Regions from separate parts of the Homo sapiens genome. Here region 1 is linked to region 2. A link is a loop called in an ENCODE intact Hi-C map of the cell type or tissue named here. Cell type or tissue: Caco-2. All regions are shown on one strand.

Region 1 (2,500 bases), 68 kb before region 2:
GTGAAGCTCTGGGCCCAGCAACATCTGTCTTGCCCGGGAACCTCTTAGAAATGCATTGTCAAACCCCACCCTAGACCGACTGAATCAGACAGTAGGGGTGGAAGGATTCAGAACAGTCTGGGTTTAATAAGCCCCTCACCTAAGTGATTCATCACATCTAATATATCTAGTAACTAGTGTACTGGTTCTTAACAATTTTCCCCCTGGTGTTAGCTTTCACCATTTGTATATCCTATGTGTCTGCATGTTGAACTCAACCAGACATTATCTTTACTTTCAGCTGCCCTTGCTAGGAAACAGGTTGCAACCTCTTTGAATTAGGAAGAGAGAAGTTCAGAATGTGTCTGTGCTCATCACAGAGTTAGAAACAATGAATGTTAACTCTTCTCTGAGTTTCTTAAGAAACTGAGATACTCTAAGCATTGTATAAACATTGACTTGGTTAATTAATCAAGATGTTCCATCTATGGAAGACAAAAGCCTTCTGAAAAACTAGGTGGAGACTGATACGACTGATACTGATTTTTAAAAACTTAACATAAGTATTTTAGTTCCCCATCAGTTTCTCTACTTTTCACACGATTTTCTAAATGGCAATTTTTTTTTTTTTTTTTTTGAGATGGAGTCTCCCTCTGTCACCCAGGTTGGAGTGCAGTGGCCCGATCTCGGCTCACTGCAGCCTCTGCCTCCTGGGTTCCAGTGATTCTCCTGCTTCAGTCTCCCAGGCAGCCGGGATTACAGGCCTAAATGGCAATTTCTCTTCATAGATGTGAACAGGCTGAGAGATGGTGGAATGGGCTGGGCTTCCTGGGGTTCATCATTACTCTCTACTGCTAGGACTTGGCACGTTTGTTCTGCATGGTTCCATGAACATAAAATAAAAGCGAGCCAAGTCTTTTAATGTGGGAGATGCATTTGAAATCAGACAACCAGTAAATATACCAAAAGACATCAAAACAAGTTCAAGTAAACCTTAGGCCCTACTGAGTGGCAGCCACCGTTCATGGACAATTTAGGTGTGTGATCTCAGGTTAAATCTCTCAATCTTGCCTGTGTTTCCTGTAAATGGGAACAACACTACCTTATAAAGTACTTCACATAAATGGGTAAGTATATGAAACAATATACAAAATTTAGTATAGTCATGGCAAACAAAGTTTTTGTGGGGCCTGAAGCTTGTACAATTTGGGAGTCCTCTTTAAAAAAAAAAAAAGAATATAGGATTTCAAAAGCAAGCACAGGGCTGGGAAGGGGTCCCTGAGCCCTGCTCTCCTCGCACAGGAAATCCACCTTTGTGCAGTTACTCTGTTTATTTTAAGCCAGGGGAGAGCAGAGCAATTGCTTCCTTCATGTGGAGGTGTCCATCAGTGGCTCCGTCACTGGGCGTGTGCATGACTGTACTTCCCTCTGCCGCAGACACCTCAGCCACCGTCTAGCCAGGCAAACCTGTTTGGTGTGCTCACTGCATGATGAAGGCGGGTGTGGCTCCCAGTGGGAGTGTCCCGCCTCCAGAACATGGCCAGAGGCTACAGAATCAGACTTTTGCCAAAGGAAGAAAGAGCGCCTGAAGCATGTGTTCACCGGGCAACTATGAATGGCTTGACTGGGTGGAGCCTTCAGTATCTTTTTAGTTAAGCCTTTTAGTCTCAAAAATGGAAGAGGCAAAGCTCAATTCTTAAAGATCACTTCTTTTTTTTTTTTGAGGCGGAGTCTCGCTCGGTCGCCCAAGCTGGAGTGCAGTGGCACGATCTCGGCTCACTGCAAACTCCGCCTCCCGGGTTCACGCCTTTCTCCTGCCTCAGCCTCCCGAGTAGCTGGGACTACAGGCGCCCGCCACCGCGCCCAGCTAATTTTTTTGTGTGTTTTTAGTAGAGACGGGGTTTCACCGTGTTAGCCAGGATGCTCTCGATCTCCTGACCCCATGATCCGCCCATCTGGGCCTCCCAAAGTGCTGGGATTGCAGGCGTGAGCCACGGCGCCTGGCCAAGATCACTTCTTAAAAGAGAATTCCATCTGCCTCCACCCGCATCACATTGCATATCAGAAATGGTAGTTTTGGGGTTGCCCTCAGACCCGAGCCTGCTCCAAACAGAACACAAACTGAACAGCAAGAACATAGACCTCGACTTTTCAGCCAGGACTTGGTGCTAGCTTTATTTTTATGAAAACAAAACAAAACAGCAACAACAACCAAAACAATGCTATTTCATTGAGTTGAAAGATCTAAACTCTTTTTTTTTTTTTTTTTTTTTTTTGAGACTGAGTCTTGCTCTGTCGCTCAGGCTGGAGTGCAGTGGCGCAATCCCAGCCGACTGCAACCTCTGTCTCCCAGGTTCAAGTGATTCTCCTGCCTCAGCCTCCTGAGTAGCTGGGACTACAGGAACCCGCCACCATGCCTGGCTAATTTTTGTATTTTTAGTAGAGACGGGGTTTCACCGTGTTAGCCAGGATGGTCTCGATCTCCTGACCTCGTGATCGGCCCACCTTGGCCCCCCAAAAT
Region 2 (2,500 bases):
CAGGTGAGTGAAATGACACCTGGACCAGGTGGCTGGGGTGTCATGTGGAAGAGAGAGAGCTGTGTAAGAAAGACCATGGCTGAACTCACATCAGAGGTGGGAAAGGATTAAGGAGAGCAGAGCTGGAGTCAGGGAAGATGGACATGGTGCCTTATTACACTCAATCCTCTTCACTGTGGAAATGCCACAAAGTTGTGAGAAAGGTGCCAGGTTACAGGAAATGGTCGTCATGGTTCAGTGCTGGGTAGAAGAGTTGGTGTCGAGTTCCAAGAATTGTGTGGGGAGATCAAAGACAAGTCCGGGTCTAAATGAATGTGCCGACAAATGGTGTCAGGCCACAGAGAACATGGGGAACAGTGTTAAGTTATGGATAGTAAAAGAAGTGAGTGTCTACTTTGCATAGGGGAGTGAGGGTGAGATTCAGGGTCTTGGCCATGTTTAGATTTGGTTCTATGGGAGGGGTGAATGCCAGTGCTCAGGCACTTTGGGGAAGGCTTCAGAAAGGAAGGCTTTGACATTCTACACTCTGACCCATGTTGAAGGAAATGTATTGTCTGACCCTGCTCACTTCTCTGCCCCTCCACTCTTCTCCTACCCCCAGGAGATTGTTATTCAGGGGATGAGAATCCTGACATTGAGTGTGCTGACTGCCCAATTGGTTTCTACAACGATCCGCACGACCCCCGCAGCTGCAAGCCATGTCCCTGTCATAACGGGTTCAGCTGCTCAGTGATGCCGGAGACGGAGGAGGTGGTGTGCAATAACTGCCCTCCCGGGGTCACCGGTAAGGCCATGGGTCTGCTCTGCCACCTGCCTCTTCCTGTCCTGATGCCATGAATGTGTGCAAATAGCTTCCATTCCGAGGAATTCCTAGGAAATTATAATGACTTCGGGTTCACCCAAATGTGCTCACTCTAAAGATAATATCTTAAAGATAAGATATTGCAATGCCCAAGAGGTGAAGTGGATTAAGCAAGAGCAGAGTGCAATTATGGGAGAAAACACCTAAAGCTGTTTTGAGAGGTTTGTCATTAGAAGATGACATTTTCAGACCAAGCACATGGTTTGTTTCTTAATGAACTAAGATAACGAGGGAAAACTTAGTGACTTCTTAAATGTCACATCCTTCTGCTGGTCAATCTGAAAGAAGAATGGATTCTTCAGCAGCAGTTTTGGGGGTATTGCTCAAAACCTTACTACTTCTGTGGAGCTGCCTGCTTTTTCCCAGCCAGCTAGTTAAGCCTCCTAGTGGCGCTACTGTGTTCTGCAACCTGCAGTGGGCATGGAGAGAGAGGGCCAGCCCTGCCTTGCATGCCTGCTCCTGAGGGCTTTGTTCTGGGGTCCCTAGGGAAGCACATTTCTCTGGCTCTTCTAGAGGGTGACTCGCAACTTTAGGCCTCTGCGTCTGGTCTTCCTCCTGATGGATGTCGACCTAGGCTTGGTCATTTGTTCCTTCCCAGGTGCCCGCTGTGAGCTCTGTGCTGATGGCTACTTTGGGGACCCCTTTGGTGAACATGGCCCAGTGAGGCCTTGTCAGCCCTGTCAATGCAACAACAATGTGGACCCCAGTGCCTCTGGGAATTGTGACCGGCTGACAGGCAGGTGTTTGAAGTGTATCCACAACACAGCCGGCATCTACTGCGACCAGTGCAAAGCAGGCTACTTCGGGGACCCATTGGCTCCCAACCCAGCAGACAAGTGTCGAGGTAGGACTCCACCCCAGGCAGGCTGTGTCTGTGCGTGCCTGTGTACGTATGCACTTGCTTGCCATCTAAGCAGGGACAATGGCAGTTCATATCATGATGTTACTTTGATTCTCTGACCAAACTGGCCTGTGAGCACCCTGGGCCTTTCTTCCTCTGTCAAAGGCCTTAAGACAGGTTTACCCTGTAGCCAGGCTCTGGAAGACAGAGCTGGGTTAAAGCTGGGTGGGAGAAGTGAAAAAGGTCAGGTTTACATTCCTACGCGGAAAAGGATGTAACACGGGGCCACATCCTATGCCCAATCCCAAGGCAGGGAGGCAGGGAAGTGGCTGCCAAACCTGTTGTAGGAGAGTAATAAATGACTTGAGAGTAAGCCTAAGCAAACTCAAGTGGGAAGGGGAGTGGGCTGTAAAATAGTTTAAGAGACTCTCTCAGGAAGTCAGCGTAATTGATGTGTAGAAAGGTAACAGTCAACAGTTCTCCTAACAAGACAGCTTCAAAGCAGCAGCTATAGTGGAGCATTCCTGAGGCCTGCTGCAGATCAAAGCATGAATGTGCAGACTGGTCCTCTTGCCCAGCGTTTCTTTCAAATCTTTGCACATGTTATATTTTAGAGGCAAGTTCAGTTCTAGAGGAGCTGGCCTGCCCCACAGACTCACCCCTCAGTCCCAGGCTGACCTTGGTGCCCAGAACTCAGGAGTTTGTTTACCCTAACTTTGTTTATAAAGTCCAGAATGGGGCCGGGAATGGTGGCTCACACCTGCAGTCCCAGCACTTTGGGAAGCTGAGGTGGGTGG

What was found. Hi-C counts contacts between places; a loop is a spot of excess contacts. Peaks named below come from ENCODE experiments on the same cell type or tissue, not always from the same donor. Only the 100,000 strongest peaks of a DNase experiment are listed, where the experiment ranks them.
Region 1: a loop joins it to region 2, with 5 times the contacts of the local background. A loop is called at or near these places in 7 of 110 quality-filtered maps.

What each region holds. Positions count from the first base shown.
Region 1 is chr1:183,158,702-183,161,201 of GRCh38, forward strand. No RefSeq gene overlaps it. Among named protein-coding and RNA genes, the nearest start is that of LAMC1-AS1, 19 kb to the left of the region's middle. RefSeq lists an enhancer at 413-914. In Caco-2, no CTCF peak of the experiment used is centred here; a DNase peak (open chromatin) is centred at 1,450; H3K4me3 peaks cover 194 bases.
Region 2 is chr1:183,226,914-183,229,413 of GRCh38, forward strand. LAMC2 (laminin subunit gamma 2) reads left to right here. Exons shown (of 23, transcript NM_005562.3): 9 at 1-3; 10 at 602-784; 11 at 1,461-1,706. Among named protein-coding and RNA genes, the nearest start is that of LAMC2, 42 kb to the left of the region's middle. RefSeq lists a silencer at 1,608-1,813. In Caco-2, a CTCF peak has its summit at 1,235; DNase peaks (open chromatin) are centred at 778, 1,258 and 2,018.